Linked DNA regions of Homo sapiens: regions 2, 3 and 4 are each linked to region 1. Evidence: chromatin contacts called from ENCODE Hi-C or POLR2A ChIA-PET data. All regions are on one chromosome and are shown on one strand. Each heading gives the region's core, a stretch centred on a gene start or an enhancer-like site at or near the end of the contact. The rest is flanking DNA. Distances are from core to core; before and after follow the strand shown.

The links. Hi-C counts contacts between places; a loop is a spot of excess contacts on that map. ChIA-PET counts read pairs that join two places held with the same protein, here RNA polymerase II (POLR2A). Pooled maps may share reads with other maps.
Region 2: a pooled map shows a loop between it and region 1 (2.0-fold over the local background). The contact joins two enhancer-like sites. A Hi-C loop is called at or near these places in 1 of 168 maps with a recorded cell type or tissue (B cell), 9 of 37 single-sample maps with no recorded cell type and 6 of 50 pooled maps. POLR2A ChIA-PET finds 5 or more read pairs at or near these places in 2 of 52 experiments (CD8-positive, alpha-beta memory T cell and OCI-LY7).
Region 3: a loop to region 1 is called in a pooled map, with 2.4 times the contacts of the local background. The contact joins two enhancer-like sites. A Hi-C loop is called at or near these places in 1 of 168 maps with a recorded cell type or tissue (PC-9), 3 of 37 single-sample maps with no recorded cell type and 8 of 50 pooled maps. POLR2A ChIA-PET finds 5 or more read pairs at or near these places in 1 of 52 experiments (AG04450).
Region 4: a loop to region 1 is called in a pooled map, with 3 times the contacts of the local background. The contact joins two enhancer-like sites. A Hi-C loop is called at or near these places in 1 of 168 maps with a recorded cell type or tissue (PC-9) and 5 of 50 pooled maps. POLR2A ChIA-PET finds 5 or more read pairs at or near these places in 1 of 52 experiments (PC-9).

Annotation. Positions count from the first base shown.
Region 1 is chr1:39,523,622-39,530,076 of GRCh38, forward strand. It overlaps BMP8A (bone morphogenetic protein 8a), which reads left to right. Exons shown (of 7, transcript NM_181809.4): 7 at 2,028-6,248. The coding sequence ends at 2,177. It also overlaps the pseudogene PPIEL. Among named protein-coding and RNA genes, the nearest start is that of BMP8A, 35 kb to the left of the region's middle. Within about 2 kb of position 2,315, at least 4 of the 41 ENCODE cell types and tissues checked have a DNase peak (open chromatin) inside an H3K27ac peak, as active enhancers do; they include B cell, where a contact is called at or near this core.
Region 2 is chr1:39,394,549-39,401,003 of GRCh38, forward strand. The region is part of intron 58 of MACF1 (microtubule actin crosslinking factor 1); the gene reads left to right. Among named protein-coding and RNA genes, the nearest start is that of BMP8A, 94 kb to the right of the region's middle. Within about 2 kb of position 4,188, at least 33 of the 41 ENCODE cell types and tissues checked have a DNase peak (open chromatin) inside an H3K27ac peak, as active enhancers do; they include B cell, where a contact is called at or near this core.
Region 3 is chr1:39,649,132-39,655,586 of GRCh38, forward strand. It overlaps NT5C1A (5'-nucleotidase, cytosolic IA), which reads right to left. Exons shown (of 6, transcript NM_032526.3): 6 at 2,098-6,455. Among named protein-coding and RNA genes, the nearest start is that of HEYL, 13 kb to the left of the region's middle. Within about 2 kb of position 3,078, at least 8 of the 41 ENCODE cell types and tissues checked have a DNase peak (open chromatin) inside an H3K27ac peak, as active enhancers do.
Region 4 is chr1:39,593,560-39,600,014 of GRCh38, forward strand. No RefSeq gene overlaps it. Among named protein-coding and RNA genes, the nearest start is that of PABPC4, 20 kb to the left of the region's middle. RefSeq lists silencers at 4,190-4,279, 5,030-5,159. Within about 2 kb of position 3,529, at least 2 of the 41 ENCODE cell types and tissues checked have a DNase peak (open chromatin) inside an H3K27ac peak, as active enhancers do.

The sequences.
Region 1 (6,455 bases), core at 1,065-3,564:
TCCCGCAGTTTCTCTCTTGGCTGTCTGTGTTTTCTCTGGATCCCCTGGCTTTTGATGCCTTGGTGTCTGGGGCAACCTTAAAGGACAAAAGCAGGCTTCTGATGGGATCACTGGTGCTGCTCACCACTGAGTGCTCTGTGTGTTTGCGGATTCTGGCACCGAGGCTTCCTTCTAGAAGTTTTTACCTAGAATCCCAGTTCCTGGTATTGCACAGCCTTATGTTTTCCTCTTAGGAGGTTCAACGGTGATGCCTTGATCAGGCGCAGTGGCTCACCCTGTAATCGCAGCACACGAGCCCAGAAGTTCAAGACAAGCCTGAGCAACACAGCAAAACCCTGTCTCTAAAATAAAAATTAAAACACACACACACACACACACACACACACACGTGCGCACACAATGCCTTGGTGTGAGAGGAAAGAAATTACCAAAAGCTGCTCTGAGCCTATGATAATACTTCCTTTCTGGGCAGTCAAATGGTGTTTGCTGGACACCTGGAGCCATCTCCTTGGAAAGGCCCAGGGGTGATGAGGACGCGTGGGGTGGCCTGGCCCAGCCACCCTTTATGCCGTGTGGTTCTCACAGCTGCATGTGTGGGAGGTACATGGGAAGGTGACTGCACCTGCAGCTCCTGGACTCCATCTCCTCTGCCCTTGCCCCTGCCCCTCAGGGGCTCAACTAGAGTGAGTGCTCACAGCCTACAGGGCAGCAAACAGGCACTGTGCTCTAGGGGAGGCTGTCGGTGGGCACAGAAGCAAACCAACCGTGGAGTTGACACCTCCTGTGAGGAAGAGCAGAGCAGCCGTGCCGTCAGTGGAGTGAGACTGGGCCCAGCCTCTCCACACAAGGAGGGGCACGTCAGCAGCTGGAGGAGGAATGTTCCAGAAGGAGCAAGTGCAAGGCCCTAAGACAGGAGCAGGCTGGCCCTAAGTTCAGGGCCAGCAGGGAGGAGAGGGGCTGGGTGCAGTGAAGGGGAGGAGAGTGGAGGGAGGTGATGCCGGGGTGAGCCAGGCCAGCTCCCGTAGGGCCTGGGGTTCCCTGGGAAGGAGGGTGGATTTTATTCCAAGCAACCCCAGAGGCTGTCAGAGGTCTTCAGCAAAGCAGTGTCCTGGTCTGCGTCACCCTCCAGAAGGACCTTTCTGGCTTGGGGAGGCTGATGGTCGCGGGAGTGGAAGGCAGAGGAGCAGGGGATGAGTGAGGGCTGCTGTGGTCACCTGGCAGGTGATGGCAGCTCGACTGGGCAGGTGGTCCGAGGCAGCACGGAGGTGGAGGTTGAGCCAGGGGCTGCTCTCAGGGAAGGGAGGAGGCGAAAGGAGTCATCCAGGAGGCCTCCCAGGCGGGAGCTATGATGTCAGGGCGGGAGGAATTCTATGTTCCACTGAGGCCTCATTAGACCCCCAAGTGCAGAAGTGGGAAGGGGAGCAGGATCCGCAAGTCTGGAGTTCAGAAGAGAGGTCCAAGCTGAGCCAGGGGAGTGGAGAGGTGCGGGCACATGCAGGGCCTTGAAGTGCTGAGGGCGGATGCAGTCCTCTGGGAGAAGGAGCAGCACAGGAGAGGGGGCGAGGCCTGGCCTCCCAGAGCCTGGGGAGGGAGGCCAGGGTGTGGGGAGGCAGAGCCTCTGGGGGGGTCTGAAGGGCTATAAGAAGACAGTGGTCCTTCCAGGTTCCCCCTTGGGGACCTCACTAAGGGCACAAACCTGGCCATGAGGTTCTCCTTCCCATTATCCCCAGGAGGAAGTCTGAGCCCTTGGCCTGGGACTCGAGGCCCCTCATTAGTGCCCTGCCCACCTGCCCCACACCCTGGGGCTGCCATGTATCCCTCCCTGGGCACTGTGGGCCACCACAGCTCCCGCTCCCAGAGCTCTCAGGGCTGCTCTTATTCCTGTTAATAATTCTTATTATTGTGCTGCTCCCATGTGGCTTGGAGATGGCCAGGGCAGGGAGCAGGTGGAGCTGGGGCGGGGCTAGGTGGGTCCTCAGAGGAGGCCACTGGCCTCATGCCCCTGCCTGTGCTCCCTTCCTGGCCAGGTGCACCTGATGAAGCCAAACGCAGTCCCCAAGGCGTGCTGTGCACCCACCAAGCTGAGCGCCACCTCTGTGCTCTACTATGACAGCAGCAACAACGTCATCCTGCGCAAGCACCGCAACATGGTGGTCAAGGCCTGCGGCTGCCACTGAGTCAGCCCGCCCAGCCCTACTGCAGCCACCCTTCTCATCTGGATCGGGCCCTGCAGAGGCAGAAAACCCTTAAATGCTGTCACAGCTCAAGCAGGAGTGTCAGGGGCCCTCACTCTCGGTGCCTACTTCCTGTCAGGCTTCTGGTCCTTTCTCGGTACCTCTGTGCCCCTCCCCTGGGGTTTGTGGCTGTCACTCTGCCCGACACTTTGGTGGCCTAAGGCACACAGCAGCCTCAGAGCCTGTGCTGACTGCACTGTCTGGAGTCAGCACAGAAGTCCTATCTTAGGACCTGTCAGACTGTGGCTGGCCCCGGATGGTCTGAGGTTGGCTGACCCGAGCTTTTCTCCATTCACCAGAGGGTTTAGGTGTGAGGAGAAGGGCTCTGCCTCTTCCCAGGTACAACACTGGCCATTTCTGGGCAAAATTGGACACGCTTATGTTCTCAGCACAGTGTGTTCTGGGATTCTTCTCATTTGGTCCAGGGTGCAGTTAGCATATTAGAAAAAGAATAAGCTGGACATCCCCACGAAGCCACTGGGGATTTTTTTTTTTTTTTTCCAGATAGAGTCTCACTCTGTCACCCAGGCTGGAGTGCAGTGGTGCAATCCTGGCTCACTGCAACCTCTGCCTCCCAGGTTCAAGCAATTCTCGTGCCTCAGCCTCCTGAGTAGCTGGGATTACAGGGGCCCACCACCACGCCCAGCTCATTCTTGTATTTTTAGTAGAGACGGGGTTTCACCATATCGGCCAGGCTGGTCTTGAACTCCTGACCTCAGGTGATCCACCCGCCCGGCCTCCCAAAGTGTTGGGATGACAGGCATGAGCCACCGTGCCTGGCCACTGGGGATATTTTATGTCATGTGTATTCCCTTGCCCTGGGCCTGCCCCTTCTCCTGCCTGGGAAAGAGGTATGACTCCCACAGGAGCAAAGAATCCTGGGGGCTTCCAGTTCCCTCCACCATCTCTACCATGCTGACCCATTTGGGGCTCAGCACTGAGACAGAGGCAAGACCAGCAGCTCCAACATGTAGTGTAGGCTGGCACAGAGCAAATGCCCCCGCAGCCTGCTCCCCTTGCCCATGGCTCATGTCAGTAATCAACCTACGTACCTTTCCCACTGAACCAGGACAGGGCCTCCAGGCCTCAGCACAGAACTGCAGACAGCCACCACCAGGCATTGTCAATAAGACCTCAGTTCCCCCTCCTGCCCCACTGCAGAGCAATCCATTCCATCCAAAGCAGGGTGACTGGCAGTCTCCGGCCAGGCATGGGGCAAGGGTGGGGACTGCCAGTGTTTGCTTGTGTCTAGGAGTTATGAACAAGCTGGCCACCAAAATTGGCGTCACCCTGGGTGCCCACCAGCGCTGTCCTGTGTCTTGGGTCTGTGAGTCAAAGAAAAGGTCCCTGTCCCAGGGAGTGACAGGCAGTAATTAGGCTGAGTTGGGTGGGGAGGTTTGTCTCGGCCTCCACTGTTCCCGGAAACCGCTGTTCTCCTTGGAACAGCCACTGGGAGTTGGAGTGTTTATTTGATTTCTGACTTGCTAAGCCTGTAATTTACCTGCTGGAACAGACAGAGTCCAGCTGCCCAAACCGTGTCATTAAAAGCAGATCCTGGGCCCGCCCCATCCACAGGCACAGCCTGGCAGAGTGGTTCCACCTCCCCATGGGCCCAAGGATGCGCCTCTCTGGAGTTCACGTGCTGCACCCCCAGGGAGGGGCCTGGGGAGAGCTGGTCCAGCAGCAGGGGTGGAGGCTGGGGCCACACTGCGGGACAGCAGCCCCTCCACCTGGACCAGGGAGGGCCTCCATGTGCAAGCGCAGAGGAAGAGACCCTCTCATGTACATAAAGGGTGGGCCCAGGCTGTCTGGAAGATGGTGAGTTCCCCACTAGTCTAAGGCTTCAAGCTCAGCTAGCAGAGATTGGAAGAGGCAATGGCCTGAGTGTTAGGAGACAGGTATTCTGGTTCCAACTCAGCCACTGACTTGGTGTCAGGACAAGTCCCCTTTCTTATTCACGCTTCAGTTTCTCATCTGCAACATGAGGACATAGGACTCTTTAATTCCAAAGGCTCTTCCAACCCAGAGAACCCATCTGCCCCCATGACCTTCTCCCAGAGCTTGAGACATGGCCTGAGCCCCCTGCTGCCATAGGACTTGGGGCCTATCTGCCATTGCAGGACCTGATTTAACAGCTCTCTTCTTCCAATACTGGGCAGTAGAGTTTCGGAAACTGACAAATGTGTGGTCTCTTCAGTGCCCAGTGTGTAACCTGGCATGGTTTGGGTGTGCTAGGAGTTTGTGAAATGAATGTTTTCAAGACGCAAACGCTGCTATGCCCATCAGGTGTGCACAGCAGGCCTGAGGATCATGATGAGACTCCCTTTTTATGCAGCAAAGCACAAAGTGTGACAGTCGTGGCCTTCCTGGTGGCCAGACTTCTAGCAACTTTAGCCACCCACCAAATGACATCACATACAGAAGGCCTCAGAAAGGGAGGAGGTCGTAAGGACACACAGCTGATGAAGGGTCAGTGCTCAGCTATCAAGGTCATCTTCTGGCCTGGTTGCCTCCCACAGCCCAGGATGCATTCAAGGCTGCACATCAGGAGCATAAATAAGGGTGGTCAGCTCAGGCCCACTGGCTGCAACAAGTAGCCACTGACAGGGAGTCTGGGGCCATTTGGTGCAGAACAACCCCCAACCCAGTGGCCATCTTCACAACTGCAGCACAGTGCTGGCCCTAATGCCAGGTGAGCGTGCAAAGTCCTGTTTCTTTGTCTTTACATAGGGACCGGGCGATGCGCTTTAGAGAAATTCCCTATTATTTCACAGGAAAGGAGGCTGTGAAAAGGAGAGGGCAGGTTTTGGAGCCAAGTCGACCTGGCATCAGGTCCTGGCTGCCTTTTTTTTTTTTTTTTTAAAGACATACATGGTCTTGCTTTGTCGCCCAGGCTGGAGTGCAGTGGCAGTGTCATGGCTCACTGCAGCCTCAACCTGCTGGGCTCAAGCAATCCTCCCACTTCAGCCCGAGTTGCTGGGATGACAGGCACACGCCACCATACCCAGCTAATTTTTAAATTTTTTATAGAAACCAGGTCTCACTATGTTGCCCAGGCCGGTCTTAAACTTTGCCCAGGCCAGTCTTGAACTCCTGAGCTCAAGCAATCCTCCTGCCTCAGCCTCCCAAAGTGCTAGGATTACAGGCGTGAGCCACTTACCCGGCCTCTGCCTCTTGTTAATTTGACCACATCATGTACCTGCTGTGCCCGTTCCTTCCTCCGTAGAAGAGGGTGCTGGTCCTGCCCTTTTGAGGCCTCCATGAGGGCCAAATGTGCCATGGGACACTTAGTGCCATGCCTGCGCAGACCTGTGGAATAAACAGCAATTCTGAGCAGGCTCATTTTAAAGGGACTTGCAAATTTGGGCGTTCCTTGTGTGCCTTCCTCATAAAACCCACTCCTCCCAGAATATGCTTAGAGGTGCTGCTGTATTTACCTGAGAGCTATGCTTTTCATCAAAAACCTAAACGTGATCATCTCTTGGATGAGGTGTGGCCCTGCACACTCGCCTGCTCGTGGAAGGAGTCTGGGCCAGCAGTGACCCACGCGCTAGGGTCTCTGCTGAGGAAGTGGCAGGTGTGCGGCCCTGCCCTGGCCCCGTAGTGAGTGTGGGGCCCACCTGTGCCCTCATGGGCAGCTGAAGGGGGAGCTTTCTACCCCAGGTTCCTTTCCTTACTGAAAAGTCTTGAGCAAACAGTTGCCGCTCTCCACCCCCTGCTTTTTAAAAAAAATTTTTTCTCACGTAAGAAAATGTTATCTGTGTGCTGGGGAAAATTTTGAAAATAACAAAAACCAGAATACAAACACCCATAATCAATCACAGAGATAACCACTGTTCATAATTCCTTCCAGTCTTCTTACTTGGCACATATACATTTGTCTTTCTTTATATATGACATATGGATATTTTACAAAGTTAGGATCCTACTCTATGCACTGCTTGGTGATCGGATCTATTCAATGTACAAAATATTTTGAAAGTTTCTGTGATTAAATGTTCTTTGAAAACATAACTTTTAGCAGCCTTCCATCCCTTCAGTTCTGCTTTAGCTTCTCCCTTGTATGTCTGGTCTTGCGTTCCCTTCCTCAGAGGCCGGGATGGGGCTCCTGTGACCAGGGTGGCAGGCAGCCTAGTGCTGAGATCGCATGGCCACGAGGCTGGCCATGGGTCTGGAATCCCTGGGCCAAGAACCTCCTCTCCTTCTCTGTGCAGCAATTGG
Region 2 (6,455 bases), core at 2,938-5,437, 130 kb before region 1:
GGAGGCAGAAGTTGCAGTGAGCCGAGATCGCACCACTGCACTCCAGCCTGGGTGTCAGAAAGAGACTCCGTCTCCAAAAAAAGAAAAAGAAAAGCCCTGGAAGACAGGGCCCAGCATGGAGTTGAAAGACTGCCAGTTTACTCCTTCCTTTCAAATGATTACAAGGACAGTATCAGCTCATGTACGTTTTTGGCAGTTAGTACACCTGCCTGAGAGTGAGTCACTGGAGGATAGAGCAAATGAGGTTAGCGTTATCTACCTGCCCTTGGAGAGACAGGAAATCACACTTGGTATGACCTGTCTGTCACCTGGAGGTTTAGGTTTCCCCAGCTTTACCAAGATGAGTGGGTATCCTCTATCCCTGCCAACCCCCACCTTGTGCTGACCCTTCCTTGGCCTGTCTTGGTTTTTTCCTTTCTTCCTTAAACAAAGCTACTCCAAATAGGAACTAGGGTCCAAGGAAATAAAGACAGTATCCTAAAATGGATTTCTCAATTTCGGCACTATTGACATTTTTTGGGGGTGGGTGGGGAGGAAAGGGGCAGCCACTCACGCCACCACCTCTGCCTGCCACTATCAACATTTTGGACTGGATAATTCTTTGTTGTGAGAAGCTGTCCTGTGCATTGTAGGCTGTTTAGCAGCATTTCTGACCTAGTAACTTCCCAGTTGTACAACTAAAAATGTCTCCCTGGAAGGCAGAATTACCCTCTGTTGAGAACTATAGCCCTGGAAGAAATTGCCACCTATACATGGGAAACTTAGAATTCAGGTGGAATAGGTTACTAGTTAAATATTTATGTAACAAGCAGCCTTCTGATAATCTGATTATGACTGTGTGTAGTGGCAACAACCACTTCTAAGTCAGCTTTCCTTTAAGCCAGGCTCTGGATTCTTTATTTTTGCTGGCCTTAATCTGTGTCTGGCTTAACACCTCCTGGTCACTTTCCCTGGCTGGAATTTACGTACAGTTGTCAGTTGTTGATGCAGGTGTTTGGTTGATGATGCATTGCCAAAGAGAAGAGGAACTTCCTTTGTGGACATACTTCAGGGAGCTTCCTTGTTCTGTGCCTTTAAGGGGAGACTACAGTCTCTCAGTTGTTCTCCACAGCCAACCAAGAGTTTGGCTGCTGATATTTATAACCCTTATGTGACCACCCCCACCTCCCCACCCCACAAAGAATTCCAATGCTCTGTAATAATCCTCTCCACCCCCACCATAGCAACTGGATGTGGAGAAGGTGAAGGAGCCTTTAAGGCCTTTAAGTTTGCTTCATGTTGAACCTTTTCCAGCTCCCTTTTAAAATATTGCCAGTTGTATTTTAAATATCAGTGTCACAAGCAAAATCCCAGGCTTGCAGCCACTGCATCATCTTAAAGGAGCCTCATGCCCCAGTGAAGGTAGTAAAATTGAATGGAAGGTAGTAAAATCATCAAGAAAGGATTGATAGATTTTACAAAAATCTGTCTGGAAATTTGATAGCAAGGTGAGATTTTAAAGCAACAAACAGGCTAGGCGCAGTGGCTCATGCCTGTAATCCCAGCATTTTGGGAGGCTGAGGCAGGTGGATCACGCTGTCAGGAGATCGAGACCATTCTGGCCAACATGGTGAAACCCCATCTTAGCCGGGCATGGTGGCATGCGCCTGTAGTCCCAGCTACACAGGAGGCTGAGGCAGGAGAATCGCTTGAACCCAGGAGGTGGAGGTTGCAGTGAGCCGACATCGCGCCACTGCACTCCAACCTGGGTGACAGAGCGAGACTCCATCTCAAAAAAAAAAAAAAAAGCAACAAACAAATATATCTGTAACCAAAGAAAAGGACTGAGCAGTTGGATTTGAGTTTACTAAAATTCTTCACATACAGTATCAGTATGTAGCATTCACAACTAAGATTTATCATTTGTATAAGAAGGAAGAAATATATTTCCAGAAAAACTAGAATGTATCCTGTGCAGAACTTGTATGTATTGATCGTTTAGTAGTTGATTAGTAAACATGGTTAAGATAAGCACAGACTTGCAGAAAAGGACTGATCCTCACTGTGCCTAGAAATGAATGGTAAATGGTCTCAGCCTTAGGCTGGTTCTGGAGCTTCAGAAAAATATCCTGGGCACTTTCAAGCTCGCTAATAAGCTATGAGCTTCTAGGAAGTACGATGAGTTTCTTTGAAGGGCCGTTTATTGTTAGAGTTGCTGGTTTACTAGGAATAAAATGACTTCCACAGGGAGTTGTGTCAGGTCACTGCACCAAACCATCACTGTAAAGGGCTGTCTCCTGCTGAATGGATTCTTCACAAGTCTCAGCTGTCCCAGTTGGAAAAACCCAGCTATGGGTAGAATGTGCACCCTCCCTACTTTGCCACCACTAAGTGCTTTTCAACTACGAGTCTCTCTTATTGACTATAGAAGGTTAATGGAATACACTTACTCTCTAGGACGTCATAAACTATTTTTCTACCACCAGTCATGTCATTTGAAATATGGATCTTTGCTACACATGGTGATGGTTCATGGATGGAGGTTAAAAGGAAGTGATTCCATATTCCTTTTAACCCATCCTTACTGGGCAGTTGCTCTGTGCTAGTCCTTGTGGTGGGTACTGGAGTCTCAGATAGTCTCTAGTTAACAGTGTACAGATGTGCCTTGACTTACAGTGAAATTATGTCTGGAAAAACCCATCATAACTCGAAACTATTGTAAGTCAGAAATGCATTTAATGTACCTACTGACAGCCGGGTATGGTGGCTCATGCCTGTCATCTCAGCACTTTGGGAGGCCGAGGTGGGTGGATCACCTGAGGTCAGAAGTTCAAGACCAGCCTGGTCAACATGGTGAAACCCGGTCTCTACTAAATATACAAAAATTAGCCGGGCGTGGTGGCGAGCGCCTGTAATCCCAGCTACTCAGGAGGCTGAGGCAGGAGAATTGCTTGAACCCGGGAGGCAGAGGTTGCAGTGAGCTGAGATCATGCCATTGCGCTCCAGCCTGGGCAACGAGCGAAACTTCGTTCCAAAAAAAAAAAAAAGTAGCTACTGACCATCATAGCTCAGCTTAGCCTACCTTAAACATACTCAGACACTTACATTAGCCTACAGTTAGGCAAAATCATCTATCAGAAAGCCTATTTTATAATAAAGTGCTGACTCGCTCATGTAATTTATTGAATATTGTACTGAAATAGAGAAACTGAATGATTGGGTACTTGAAGTATGGTTTCTACTGAATGCATATCACTTTCACCATCATAAAGTTGAAAAATCTTCAGTTGAACCATTGTTAAGTCAGAGACCATCTATAGTAAGGGAAACAGATACAGAGAATTACAGTGGTACTGATGTAGTGGTAAATGCAGTAAGAAAGATCTGAGTCTAAATGATCTCTGAAAAAAACTCTAAATCAGACATTTAAAATCCTATTTTGCAGATAAGAAAACTTAAGACTTGAAGAGGTTAAAATAACTTGTTCGAGCCACATAGCAAGTAAATATTAGAGTTGGGATTGGGAAGGTCTGTTTGGCACCAAAGTTTATGCTACACCAGTGGTTGTCAACCAAGCATAGCTTTGCAGAGACTCCCACTCCCCGCCACTCCTTTTTTTTTTTTTTTTTTTAAACAGTTTCACTCCCATCACCCAGGCTAGAGTGCAGTGGCACAATCATGGCTCACTGCAGCCTCGACCTCCCAGTCTCAAGTGATCCTCCTGCCTCAGCCCCACAAGTAGCTGGAATTACAGGTGCATGCTGCCATTCCTGGCTAATTTTTGTATTTTTTGTAGAGATAGAGTTTCACCATGTTGCCAAGGCCGGCCTTGAACTCCTGAGCTCAAATGATCTGCCTACCTCAGCCTCTCAGAGTGCTGGTATTACAGGAATGAGCCACAGTGCCTGGCCCAGAGACATTTTTTATTGTTATGACTGGAAAAGCTGCTACTGGCATCTAGTAAGTGCTGCGAAACAACCTACAATACACAGGATGACGGCCCCTTACAATGAAAGAATTATTCAGCTTACTTCTAGAAAGCTAGGGAATTTGATTTTTGCCATCTTCAGATCCCATGACAAGTAAGAGTTAACTGATTAAATAGTTCCACTCGCTGGGGGTGCTTCTGTGGTTTTCCTCTCCTTTTAAGAAAATTAGTTAAGAAATAGTGTTGCTTCCGGGAGTGACTTACACAGATAGAGTCAGGATCTTGGGGAACTAATCTGAGTCAGCGACTGAAGAATTTTCTCTATGCCTGACCAGTCCCCACCCCACACTGCCACAAGGCTCCTGCTGTGGAAATCAATCAGCTGTGTATCTCAGGCTGCTTCCTGTAGGGTGTGTTATGGAATGGCATCAGCCCTTGCACCAGCTGGGAGTACTGATCTCAGTGTGATTTTATCAGACTATGTTTCTTTTGAGCCTTACTGTTTGGAACAAAGGACCCTCTGTTAAGAATGCAGAGAGCTGGTGTGATTGGATAGCTAGCATATACATACATGGTTCCTATGGGAAAAAAACAGACATAAATTATGCTATAGCCCTCTAAAATTTTCATCTCCAAAATGATTTCCTGACCTTCTGTCTGTATTCACAGTTCTTTCTGTAAGTGCTTATCCTTCCCCCAAAGCAATTCGAAGGCCATCTGATCTGATAAATGGTTGTATCCTTCAGAACTAGCCTATTTCTGTGTCTCCAGTCTTGGATGTATTTGATCCCCACTATCTTTCCAGTGTTATTTCCTATATAGACCATACACTACATCCAGTTACCCCAGACACTCCTTATACATTTTAGGTATTTGATTTCTGAAGTCATAGCTCAAGTCCACTTCTTTATAAAGCTTTTTTTTTTTTTTTTTTTTTGAGATGGATTCTGGCTCTGTCACCCAGGCTGGAGTGCAGTGGTGCGATCTCGGCTCACTGCAATTTCTGACTCCCAGGTTCAAGCGATTCTCTTGCCTCAGCCTCCCAAGTATCTGGGATTACAGGCACGCACCATCTTGCCTGGCTAATTTTTTTGTATTTTTAGTAGAGACAGGGTTTCGCCACGTTGGCCAGGCTGGTCTCGAACTCCTGACCTCAGGTGATCCACCCACCTCGGCCTCCCAAAGTGCTGGGATTATAGGCGTGAGCCACCATGCCCGGCCTTATAAAGGCTTTTGATCTCCCCAGCTCACTACTCCTGATCTCTTAATCATTTACAATGTATAACTCACTTGGCTTTTATCACATACCACCTAATTTTGACATTTTCTGATTATATCCATTTGTCCTATCCCCTCAGTTAATTCACTTTTGTGTCCCTTAATGTAGTTAGCATATTGGTATATACACAGTTGGAGATGAGACAATATTTGACTGACTGGATGAACATTCTTTATTTCTCATAAGCCATGTGAGCTCTAGGATTCAAAATGCTATCTACTCTGCAAGACTTGAGGTATATATCCTTGTGTGTCCTGAAGAAATTCTAATCTTAGCCTGATTTCCTCAGTTCTCCATCTTTCTTCTGGGCTTCCTTCCTTCTCTGCTAGTTAGTATATGTTAAGGGAACACAATCTTTTTTCAGTATAAGAGGGCAAAACTAAGAAAGAAATGTGCTACTTCTTATGCACAGAGTCATTGCTACTTACTCAATTAGTTGACAGTTTGGTGTAGTGAAAAAAACTGAATACAAGTTCTAGTCAGAAGTATCCAGGTTTGAATCCTGGCTCTATCATTTACTAGCTGAGTGACCTTCAGGGAAATTACTTAACCTCTCTGAATCTTACTTACTTTAACTGTAAAATACAAATATTGGTAAATCATACCTTTAGGATTTTTATGAAAATTAAATGAAGTGATATATCTAAAAGTATTAGGCTTATATTTGGTGCTCAGCTCACTAGATGATAATATGCTTTTTTTTAAAAAGAAGCTTATCTAGACATATAAATTAGAATATTGTGAAATCTTTTTTTTTTTCATTTTTTGTTTGTTTGTTTGTTTGTTTTTGAGACAGGGTCTCACTTTGTCAATCAAGCCTGAAGTGCAGTGGCATGATCATGGCTCACTGCAGCCTCAACCTCCTAGGCTCAAGCGATCCTCCTGCCTCAGCCCCTACAAGTAGCTGGGATTACAGGCATGCACCACCACACCCAGCTAATTTTTGTATCTTTTGTAGAGATGGGGTTTTACCACGTTGCCCAGGCTAGTCTTGAACTCCTGAGCTCAAGTGATCCGCCCACCTCAGCCTCCCAAAATGCTGGGGTTATAAACATGAGCCATTGTATCAAGCCTGTGAAATCTTTTTAATAAGAACAGTTACCCCTCTTTGTGCCTAGGGATCATCATTCTCCAGAAGACTTGATCTAAGGCCCAGCACCAGATTATTTTCTTCTTGAAAATTGGAAAAATGGAAATTATGAGGATAAAGTAAAATTAGTTTGATAACAATGAAACAAGTGGATGGATAGAGAGCCTTCCTGAGCAGTT
Region 3 (6,455 bases), core at 1,828-4,327, 130 kb after region 1:
AGGCTGAGGCAAGAGAATCACTTGAACCCAGGAGGCAGAGGTTGCAGCGAGCCGAGATTGCGACACTGCACTCCAGCCTGGGTGGCAGAGCGAGACTCCATCTCAAAAAAACAAAACAAAACAAAACAAAACAACAAAAAAAAACCCAAAAACCCTGCCTGTTCTGCACGTGTATCCCAGAACTTAAAATTAAATTAAATTAAATTAAATTTTAAAAAAAGAATGAAGATTCAAATTGCTATGGTCTGAATATACCTCTCCAAAATTAATATGCTGAAACCTTATCACCAATGTGATGATATTAGGAGGTCGGGCCTTTGGGAGATTATGAGATCTTGAGGGTGGAAGCATATGCCACCATGCCCAGCTAATTTTTGTATTTTTAGTAGAGACGGGGTTTCTACTAAACATGTTGGCCAGGATGGTCTCAATCTCCTGACCTCGTGATTCACCCGCCTCAGCCTCCCAAAGTGCTGGGATTACAGGTGTGAGCCACCGCGCCCGGCCAAAAATAATGTTTCTTTAAGTGACCTATTGGAAAATAAAACTGGCTACTAGTAAGCACAAGAAAAAAAAACAGAACACATAGGCCTTAGGTCATGGATGAGCTTTGCAAGTTGAAAAGGGAGTGCACACGGGAGGAGAAAGAATTATGTCTGTGATTTCTTTATCTGGTGGTTACTCCTTTTTTTTTTTTTGGTTCCAGCTCCAAGCCACAGTCACATCTGTATCACATCATGGGGTTTTTATTCCCAAATCCAGTCCAAGACCATGTCAGAAAGTAGAGGATTCATTTATGGCACCAGAGGCTGGGGCTGATATCCAAGGCCTAGGAAGGAGGGGGTGTTAGGATGCCACCCTTCCCCCACCCCTGCCTTTCCCTCACCTTGGACATGGGCCACTGGTCATAAAACAGGACAAACAGCTCTGGGACCACTGGCCTTATGGACATTATAAAAATTTTACCATGAGACTAAGACATCTCAGAACACAGTTTCGATGATGTCCCCAAGTAGGTGACTCCAAGGCCCCTGAAGGAATGTTGGACAGGAGGTGTGGGAAGGAAGTAGATGAAGAATCATATTTCTCTCCATTCCTGGTGACTGGGTGGGGACAGGTGGGAAAGCAAGGGGACTTCAGGTTGGAGAATCCAGGAGACACATTCAAGTCTAGTCTTGCCACAGGGCAGAAGAACGGTTAACATAACCTTGGGGGCCCCTGGTATACCAGACTGATGGAGGTATAATAATATGTGGTAGCCAACCTCCAAGATGGCCCCTAATCATCTCCACTTCCTGATATTCACCTCCTTGCGTAGTCCCCTCTCACCTTGTATCAGGGTTTGTCTGTGTGACCAATGGAATATGCTAGAGGTGATGACATGTCACTTCCAAGGCTAGGTCATAAAAGATGGTGTGGCTTTTGCCTTGCTCTCTTGGATTACTCACTCTCAGGGAAGCCAACAGCCATGTCATGAGGACACTCAGGTAACATTGTGGTGAGGAACTCTGGTCACCTGCCAACAGCCATGTGAGTGAGCCATCTTGGAGGCAGCTCCTCCAGCCCTAGGCAAGCCTTCCATTGACTGCAGCTCCACCTGGCAGCTTGACTACAACCTCATGAGAGGCTCTGAGTAAGAACCACCCAGAAAAGCCACTCTTGGATTCCTGCTCTGCAGACACTTTGAGGTGCAGGAAGACCCTGGGGTGTAGGAAGACCCTGGGGTGCAGGAAGAAGAATGATGTGAGGGCTGGAGTCTGAGTTATCCCCTTCTTCCTTCATCTCACATCCTTTCTCATCTTCTCTTCCTCCCTCTCCATCCCCACCCTTGGTAGTTCCAGATGGGAACACCGAGTCCATGTGAGGAGCCCTGTTGGGGGAAGCTTGCCTTCTGATGCTCTCAGGCTGCTGTCCATTGCGGAATCTCCCCTCAGGGTGGTCTTCATGTGCTGGGACAGATTCTACAGAAAGATCCCAGCACTAGTGGATGAATCGGGTCCCAGGCCTCTTCATTACCTACGTCACCATTAGCATTTCATGAGGGGCCATATGCCAGTTTGTGAATACAATTGTGGGGAAAAAACAAGACAACGTAAGTTAATTAAAACCCTCTCCATTTATTTGAATGGCTTTTAAGAAGCAGAAGCACATGTGGTAAAATTAAGGTATAGGACATGCATGAGAAGTGACAGGGACCCACACTGGCAAGCACTCAGCACCCTTTATCATGTGACCAGGTAAATGTTACAAAGAGCCAGACAGGTCTGGATCGATGGGGTGTGCTACTAGTAGGCCAAAGAGGGCAAAGCTGGGAGAAGTACAAGCAGTCTTATTCCCAGACAAGGGAAGTCACAAAGACGAAGAAACACATGCTCTAACCATTTACGGAGGCACTTAGGTTTATCATAACAAGCAACCCAGAGAGGTTGGGTGATGAGGAAGACTGAGGCAGCAAATGCTATCAAAGCAAAGGGCTTCTGACAGGTAGATACAAGCACATTATGCACACAGGTTTCATTTTTCATCGTATTCTATATCGGAGGTTATTGAGATGCTCTTAAGTAGAAACCAGAAGTTAAGTATATGTGCGCTATTACATTAATAAAGAAGTTCGTAGGCCGAGTGTGGTGGCTCACGCCTGTAATCCCAGCACTTTGGGAGGCAGAGGCTGGTGGATCACCTGAGGTCAGGAGTTCGAGACCAGCCTGGCCAATATGGTGAAACCCCATCTCTACTAAAAATACAAAAAATTAGCTGGGCATGGTGGCGGGCACCTGTAATCCCAGCTACTCAGGAAGCTGAGGCAGGAGAATTGCTTGACCCCAGGAGGCGGAGGTTGCAGTGAGCCAAGATTGTGCCACTGCACTCCAGCCTGAGTGACAGAGCAAGACTCCGTCTCAAAAAAAAAAAAAAAAAAAAAAAAAAAAAAAAAAAAAGAAGTTTGTACATACGCAGTTTTGAACACACAAAGGCTGAGCTAGGTCATCTCTGAGGTCTCTTAAATATCCATCACTGAGAATCTGAGTGTAATATCCTCAGACTCTCAGTGACTTGGGTCTTAAAAACCCAAGTCTCTGGGCCTGGGCCAGCGGATGCAAACTGGAGATTCAAGGGCCGGATCTCGCCTACAGAATATGTTTTATTTGGCCCAGATGGTGTTTTCTAAATTCAAAATAGTTGCCAACATTTAAAAGTCCAGATTCCCAGCTTCTCTTCAAAAATGGGGCGGACTATCCGGCAACCTCAGGCCACATTCCCATGTGGCAGCAACCATGGCAGACCACAGTGTTCTCCATTCTCAGTGAAGAACTGGCTTAATCCTCTCCACTCATTTATGTTTCCTGCCTCGCCCCTGTAGGCATTGGGGTTTGTGACCCTGGCCCAGGCATCCAGTCTAGGGTGACCTCAGTGATTTTCTTGGTGGCTTCTTGGTGGCAGTTAGCTACAAGACTAGCCTTGAGGCCTTTACCCTAATTCCGTGGCAGATGGCCATGAAGGCATATATTCACCCACAGGCCAGGAGTGTGGGAGTCAGTGACCCCAGTCTTCACAGCTTTGGTTTGCCTTACAGAGGCTTTCACTTTGCAAAGATGAGTAACTGAAAAGTTCCCAGCCACATTTCACTTTTATAAATGGAATTCCAAAGGCCTCTAGGGGATGGCCCATCAGGGAGATACTTCCCAATTAAGGTCAATGGTAAGTCACTTCTGGGCCACATTAGAACACTCAAGCAGAGGCAGGAATCTTTGCCTAGGTTGGGCAGGGCTGGTAGTGGGGAGGGAAGGCAACTTTCGTAGCCATGGCCATGAGATGACCAGGGCATCTGTATACAGTTGGCAGGTTGTGCAGGTGTCTAATAGGTACTACCCATGTCACAATACCAATGGCGCCCTCTAGATTTTTGCAGTGCACAATCTGCCCAACTGGACACGTTGGCCTTGGCACTGTTAGGGGGAGGGAAGAAACAAATGGAGATGATGAGGCAGGTATAGTCAAAAGGATTGCCCTTACACAGATTCTACCACTTCCTTCCCAAGGCTCAGGAGTAGGGGTAGGAGGCAGAGGGTTAGGAGCCAAGACTTTCTTGGCCAGAGGTTGGGGGCTGGTCTCGGTGGCCCCCAAGCTGCACATACGCAAATGCCCATGTTATGATGGAAATGGGTACAACTATCCTAGGGCTGGCCATCAGTATGTGGGTCCCAGGACACTCAGTTAACAGAGATAACCATCTGTACACATAGTGAGTACACACACACACACAGAGTCATTGGCTGAGATATCTGGCCCATTACACACACCCACATAAATACACGTACGTGTACGATTTTTATCCTGTTGCACAAACTTAATATGTGTGCATCCATACACACAATCACAGTAATTGCCGGCAAGAGCAATCGGCTCGTCACTCGGGCATATTTAGCAAACATTTCCAGAGCACCTGAAGTCCTTTTTGGCTGGCTAGAGCTAACCGTGGGGAGAGTCCAGCGCAGCACTAAGTCAGTGGGAGAGAAAAGTAAATCAGTGGGTAGAATCACTTGACTACTGCCAGCAGCTGCGTGCCGGCCTGCAGTGCCACCTACTGGCAGAAAGGAGGTGGTTTTGTGTTTTGCTTTAAGACTAGATAAAACCCGTGATCTGGGAAGCCGCCAGCCACACGATGCTATTCATCCACCTCCTTGTGTTCTACCCAAGTCAGGTGAGGCTCTGACATCCTCAGAGTTGCATCATATCCTCAGAGGATGAACATTCTGGGCCTTGCATGCCTCTTGGATAGCAAAACCCAACACCAATAGGGATGGCAAAATAGGTTTCATCTTTCACACCAGCTCCAGCCCGCTGGTAGTGGCTGCCTGGAATGCTGGATAGAGAAAGATTCTGAGACCCAGTCTGGGCTTAGTGGAGAAGAGTATCATGATGGCATAGCGACAGCAATGATGGCTGTAGATGGGGCGTCTTCCATACTGTCTGTTCTTGCAGTGGATCCTGGAAGCCTGGTAAATCTCTAAATTTGCAGAGTCCTAGAATTCTCCTGATCCACAATTCCATTATGAGGGGTATTTGTGTTTATTGCTCACGTGCCTTCATGCCACAAGAAACTGCCATTCCAGCTGTTACAGGAGTTTTCTCTCTCACTTGATCAGTAACTTCTGAACCGGCTAAAGTCCTCACGGGACCCTCTTCACGACGGACTTGTTCTTGCTTTCACAGAAAGTACATGGATGACCTTGTTGGCTCGGAGCTGCTGAAATCAACACTGGGCACTTCAATCTATCCAAAACTCATGTTTAGCTAATGCGCATCCACCTACTAGGCTGATCATTGCCTAAGAGGCCCCATGAGGAAATGAGTCGGGAATACAAAGCCATGCTGGACAGCCAGCTGGGCTCATCCCCAGCCAAGGGCCCTGCTCCTGCCCTCTCACTCATCAGCTTGGGAGAGCACATTCAAGTCAAATCAGTGCATCAACAAAACTGCAAATTACCATGAGCCATGGGTCGCTTGAAAATAGTCAAAACTTGGAATCTTCAGATGGGCATGGAGCCCCATGTCCCTTCCCTTTGGCAGTGGAGCCAGCCTCCGCCCACAGATGCATAGGTGGATGTGACCTGGCTCATCCCACTGAGGCATCAGCCAGGCTGTCTGCCTTGGCCCAGGGGTCCGCACATTTTTCTGTAAAGGGCCAGATAATAAATATTTTTGGCTTGCAGCCTCTGTTGCAACAATTCAACTCTGCTGTTGCAGTGTGAAATCAGCCATAAACATATGTAAACAAATGGGCATGGCTATGTTCTAATCAAAGTTTCTTTTATCTTTTTTTTTTTCTTTGAGACGGAGTCTCACCCTGATGCCAGGCTGGAGTGCAGTGGCGTGATCTCGGTTCACTGCAACCTCCGCCTTCCGGGTTCAAGTGATCCTCCTGCCTCAGCCTCCCGAGTAGCTGGGACTACAGGCGTGCACCACCACGCCCAGCTAATTTTTGTATTTTTAGTAGAGACGGGGTTTCATCATGTTGGGCAGGATGGTCTCGATCTCCTGACCTTGTGATCCACCCGCCTTGGCCTCCCAAAGTGCTGGGATTACAGGCATGAGCCACTGTGCCTGGCCCCAGTCAAAGTTTCTTTACAAAAACAGGTGATGGGTCAGATTTGGCCCGTGGGCCCAGAGTTTGCCAAACTCTGCATTAGCCCAAAACAGGGGCCTTCACACTGGGTTTCTCAAAACTTGGGATTGTTTGGAAGTGCTTCTGGGGGTTCACAAACGTTTGGCTCTAATTTAAATTATTTGTAGGTGTTTAGGAAGCTATAATAAAAGCATGCACTCAAATGTATTCCAGCATTTCACCATGCAGGAAATCAACATATTAACTGTCAGGTAAGTAAACTCCTTTAGTGAAGACCTCAGAATGGAGCTTCTCTGGCTATCTCCATGCATATGTATGAGCAGTATGACAA
Region 4 (6,455 bases), core at 2,279-4,778, 71 kb after region 1:
TGCAGCCAGGAGTTTGAGACCAGCCTGGGCAACACAGCAAGACCCCTGCCTCCACACACACACACACACACACACACACACAAAATTATCTGAGCATGATGGTGCCTGCCTATAGTCCCAGTGAGAGGACTGCATGAGCCCAGGAATTAGAAGCCGTAGTGAGCTATGAGCACACCACTGCACTCCAGTCTGGGCAACACAGTGAGACCTTGTCTCTAAATAAGTATGTGTGCGTGTGTGTGCGTGTGTATGTATGTTTATATACATATGTATGTATGCATAAATAAACAAATCTAAATCCAGTCCTGCTCAATTGCTTCAGTAACTCTCCATTGCCTTCAGAGTAAACTTTGTTTTTTTTTTTCCTTGAGATGGAGTTTCATTCTTTCACCCAGGCTGGAGTGAAGTGGCGTGATCTTGGCTCACTGCAACCTCTGCCCCCGCCCCCCGAGTTCAAGTGATTCTCCTGCCTCAGGCTCCTGAGTAGCTGGGATTACAGGCGCCCACCACCACGCCAGGGTAATTTTTGTATTTTTATTAGAGATGAGGTTTCGCCATGTTAGTCAGGCTGGTCTTGAACTCCTGACCTCAGGTGATCCACCCGTCTTGGCCTCCCAAAGTGCTAGGATCGCAGGCATGAGCCATCATGCCAGGCCCAGAGTAAACTTTAAATGTCTTAACAAAGGCTTCCAAAACTGTCTTTTCCTTGTCTCTGCTTTCCTCTCCCTCCTTCTCCAATCCATGACTGTGCTTACCACCTTCCAGCATTGCTCCAGTCTTTTTGAAATCTTCAGCTCAGAAATCGCCTGCTCTAGAAAGCCTTCCTTCCCTTCTTTGGGTGGACGTCCTGGAATTGCTTCCTTTCCCCACTGCATGGGGGGTGCCAGGTTGTGTCACTCTTGGTCACCATTGCACCCTGGTATCTAGCTCATGGTGGGCACATTGGCGCATCCCCCTTCCCCAACTCCTTCATCATATACCTTGTGAACTGGAGGAGTACAGGGCAGTTTTGCAGCAGTCTTAAAAGCGGAGAGATTTTGTTGTTTTGCAGGAGATGGAGGAGCAATGGTTTAGAAGCAGCAATGGGGAAGGGCCCTTCCCAGAGGAGGCTGGGAGAGCTGACAGAAGCCCTTAGGGAAGCAATGTCAGAGGGAGTCAAGTCTTCCTGAAGGTAGAAAGCTTGGGAGTGAGGAAGGCTATGAGGGATAGGTCATGAGGGAAAAAAAGCAGTATGGCCCAGTGGTTAAGGGTGTGGACTTTGGGCCATGTAGACTTAGGGGTCATCAATACGTAGGTGATAGAGTGATAGACATCATATAACTTCTGAGCTGGGAGGATCACATGAACCCAGGAATTCACTAGCCTGGACAACATAGTAAGACCCTATCTCTAAAAAAAAAAAAAAAAAAAAAAATTCGCCAGGTGTGGTGGCACACACCTGCAGTCCTACCTACTCGGGAGGCTGAGGTGGGAGGATCATTTGAGCCCAGGAGTTTGAGGCTGCAGTGAACTGTGTTCACACCACTGCACCCCAGTCTGGGTGACAGAGCCAGGCTATATCAAAAGAAAGAAAGAAAGAGAAAGAGAGAGAGAGAAAGAAAGAAATCATATAACTCAGTTCCTGAAACATGCACAGAGTGGCCTGTCTGTGGATGCTGTTGTTGCTGCACTGGAGACCACAGGGCCTGACTGGGTGTGACCCAAAGTCCCGACTGTGGTCAGCCTGACTGGCCCAGGGATCTGGGCTCTCACAGGGGCACTGGACACACCGTCCTGAATCCTGGAGCTGACACTGAGACAGGAGGATCACAGGAGGATCACAGGAGAACCCACTGAACTGGCCTTGAGTCAGCACAAGGACACAAAAGAAAGAAGATTTTGGTTTTGGAGGGCAGGGCTTGTGTGGGCACTGGTGGGAAAGCCCAGCTCCCTTCTCCTCCTGAACACCCAAATCTGATCCCCCAGTGGTTCCTCCCGGATGCCTGCAACAGCCTCCTTCTCCGTCTCCCCTGTAATCCACTCTACACATGGTAGACAGAGTCCTTTTTCAGAAATGTAAGTGAGACCATGTCGCCAGCCTCTCACCCAGCTGAAATCCTGCTAGAGGCTTCCCAAGGCTCTTAAGAAAGGAGCTGGCAAAAGTCTTTTCCAAACTGAGGTGATAAGGTGGACAATTTTAGGTGGATGTGGAAGGACATTTTAAAATTTCACCTGTGAATTAGAAAAATAGAAGTGTTATGTCATTCTTTAATTTCATGAATATTCTTGCTTAGGAGGATATAAAGGGAGCCAATTTAAAGAAAAATATTAAAGAAATGATAGTACAAGAGGAGCCACCATCGATGGTACTAGAACAAGGCTCAGGAAATTAGACCTCTCTTCAGTTTCATCGGGGGCTGTCTGTCCCTCCCTCCCTGGCTCTAGCTACACTGGTCTTGCAGGTCCTTGAAGATGTCACATGCTCATCTGCCAGGAACGTTCTGGAATGCTCTTCCCAATCTCACCCTTGCACTATATTCCCATCTTTTGCTAAAATAATGGCCCTCAGATCGTGGCTCCAGTGTCCCTCCCTGGGAGTCTCGTGATCAGGGGACCCTGCCGTCGTTATCTCATGGTCCTTCTACTTTTTCTTCATAGCACTTACTGCCATTTGTGATGATCTCTTGTGTGTCTGTGATTACATCTATGCCCCCTCTAGAATGTAAGCTTCTCAAAGCTGGACTGTGTCTTGCTCACCCTCTATGCTCAGGGCCCAGCCGGGCCAGGCACGTGCTAAGCACTCATCTGAATGCAGCATGTGCGAACAGATGCATGCACCCAGTTACTCACCCTGGTGGCTCCTGCCTCAGTCCCTGGCATGTTGACACCACTCAGATTGTGGCTGCCCCTGTGGAGTTAGGAATTGCCTCGGCATCAGCCTTCGAACAAGGGGCTCCACGCTGTCATTTTGCACCTGGCCTCACAAATGATGTAGCTGATCCTGAGCAGAAGATTGAGGAAGGTGGAAAGTAAGGACACTGGGGTGGATGACCCCTTTCAGAGCACGCAGAGAAGGCAGGAGACATGGGGTCAGGACAGTCTCTCCCAGCTTGGACCTTGTGCTGGCTTTTCTTTGAGGAGTCATGGAGATTAGATCTAGGACCTCTTCCTGGGCAGGGGAAGGGTCCCAGAAGAGCCATGCGGGTGGGGTCAGAGTTTCTGCCTTGGGTCTCAAAGGGCCTCAAGCCTGCGCCCCCTAGCCATGGCTTGGCCTCTTCCTCCTGGCCTCTCCCCACACTTCAATGTTTGCTTATCCTGGACCCCACAACCCCCTTATGCTATAGGAAGGCATAGGTCCAGAGTATGCATTGTTTTAGTTTAAACATTTAAAATATAGAAAGCTCAGAGGTGAACTTAACTAACGCCCATGTGCTTACCACTCAGAATAAGCAACTGTTAACATTTTTGCTTCAGATTTTTTTTTATATAAAACAAATAGAGCATCATAGACAGAGCTGAAGTTCCCTTTGTTCCTCTGCCCAGTCCAATTCCTCCCCTCCTTTCAATCCCAGGAGCAGTTGTTACTACTAATCTGATGTGTTTCCTTCCAATCTATTTCGATGAGCAAAACAGAATGTGTGTTAATGGAAGCATTATTCCTCACAGCCAAAAAAAAAAAAAAATGGAAACAATCCAAACGTCCATCAACTGATAAATGGATAAACAAAATGTGGCCTATCCATATAATGAAATATTATTAAGCAATAAAAATAAATCAAGTGCCAATCCATGCTAACATGGATCGGCCCTTTTTTTTTTTTTTTTTTTTTTTTGAGACAGGCTCTGGGTCTGTCACCCAGGCTGCAGTGCAGTGGTGCGATCTCTGCTCACTACCACCTCTACCTCCTGGGCTCAAGCCATCCTCCCACCTTAGCCTCGCAAGTAGCTGGGACTACAGGCACGCACCACCACACCTGGCTAATTTTTGTATTTTTTGTAGAGATGAGGTTTTGCCATGTCACCCAGGCAGGTCTCGAACTCCTGGGCTCAAGCAATCTGCCTGCTTAGGCCTCCCAAAGTGCTGGGATTACAGGCGTGAGCCACCACACCCTGTGTGATCAACCTTGAACACATTTTAAGTGACAGAAGCTAGATGCAAAAGGCTACGTATTATATGACTACATTTATACAGAATAGGCAAATCCACAGAGACAGAAGCAGATTAGTGGTTGCCAACGGGGAAGAGCAGAATACAAGTGGCTGATTAACGGGTGTGGGACTCCTTTTTGGGGTGATAAAAATGTTCTAGAATTAGGCAGTGGTGGTGGTTGCAAAACATCTGCAACCACCACTAAGATGGTTTTCCTTTCTTTTTCAAGGTCGTATAATATTCTCCTATGTGAATAAACCACATTTTCTTTATTGTTGCATCATCAATGACCATTTTTGGGTTGCTTCTAAACAACAGAAAAAACACTGAATTATATACTTTAAAATGGTTAAAATGATGACTTCTATGTACTTGAAAAAACACATAACATTGTTTACCCTCTGACCCATTTTAAGTGCAGGTTCAGTAGCCTTAAGTGTATTTAAAGGCTTGTGAAACAGACATCTAGGACTTTTTCTGGCTGCAAAACTGAAACTGTGTATCTACTAAACATGAATTCTCCCTCCCCCACCTCCACACTCAGCAATCACCTTTCCACTTTCTGCTTCTATAATTTTGACTGCTTTAGATTCTTCACATGAGTGTAATCATACAGTATTTGTCCTTTTGTGACTGGCTTATTTCTTTCTTTCTTTTTTTTTTTTTTGAGACAGAGTTTTGCTCTTGTTGCCCAGGCTGGAGTGCAATGGCATGATCTCGGCTCACTGCAAACTCCGTCTCCTGGGTTCAAGCAATTCCTGGGTTCAAGCGATTCTCCTGTCTCAGTCTCCCGAGTAGCTAGGATTACAGGCACCTGCCACTACGTCCAGCTAATTTTTTGTATTTTTAGTAGAGACAGGGTTCCACTATGTTGGCCAGGCTGGTCTCGAACTCCTGACCTCAGGTGATCCACCCACCTCGGCCTCCCAAAGTGCTGGGATTACAGGCGTGAGCCACCGTGCCCCGCCAGATCAACCTTGAAGACATCTTAAGTGACAGAAGCCAGATGCAAAAGGCTACCTATTACATGACTACATTTACACAGAATAGGCAAATCCAGAGACAGAAAGCAGATTAGTGGTTGCCAAGGGGGAAGAGGAGAACACAAGTGGCTGATTAATGGGTGCTGGGCTCCTTTTTGGGTGATAAAAATGTTCCAGAATTAGGCAGTGGTGGTGGTTGCAAAACATCTGCATATACTAAAAACCACTGAGTTGTGTACTTTAAAATGGTTTAAATGATGACTTCTATGTACTTAAAAAAAACACGTAACATTGTTTACCCTCTGACCCATTTTAAGGGCAGGTTCAGTAGCCTTAAGTGTATTTAAAGGCTTGTGAAACAGACATCTAGGACTTTTTCTCGCTGCAAAACTGAAACTGTGTATCTACTAAACATGAATTCTCCCTCCCCCACCTCCACCCTCAGCAACCACCTTTCCACTTTCTGCTTCTGTAATTTTGACTGCTTTAGATTCTTCACATGAGTGTAATCATACAGTGTTTGTCCTTTTGTGACTGGCTTATTTCACTTAGCATAATGTTCTTGAGGTTCATCCATGTTGCAGCATGTGACTGGATTTCCTTTCTTTTTCAAGGTCGTATAATATTCCCCTATGTGAATAAACCACATTTTCTTTATTGTTGCATCATCAATGGCCATTTTTGGGTTGCTTCTACCTCTTGGCTATTGTGAATAATGTTGTAATGAATGTGGGTGTGCAACTATCTCTTTGAGATCCTGCTTTATTTCGGACAAAAACTAAGAAATGATATTTGCTGGATCATATGGTCATTCTATTTTTAATTTTTTGAGGAACCTCCATACCGTTTTCCATAGTGGCTGCACCATTTCCCATTCCCACCAACCCAATGTTCAGAGAATTGGAACCCAGGGCATAAGGGTTCCAATTGCTCTGCATCTTCATTAAGAGTTCTTATTTCCTGTTCTTGTGATAGTGGCCATTTTAATGGGTGTGAAGTGATTTTATTTATTTGGATAATTTTTACACCTGATCTTAGCCCAAAGGCCAAGAAGTTATATCATTTTAATAATTTTACAAACTGTAATTTAAAAATATTTGTCTGTAGACATATTACTGCAACTCGTTTTGTCACATTGTATTTCTACATACAGAACTGGTTCATTTATTTTACTTTATTTTGTGTTTTTTTGAGACGGAGTCTCTGTCACCCAGGCTGGAGTGCAGTGGCGTGATCTCAGCTCACTGCAACCTCTGTCTCTCTGGTTCAAGCGATTCTCCTGCCTCAGCCTCCCAAGTAGCTGAGATTACAGGTGCCCGCCACCACGCCTGGCTAATTTTTGT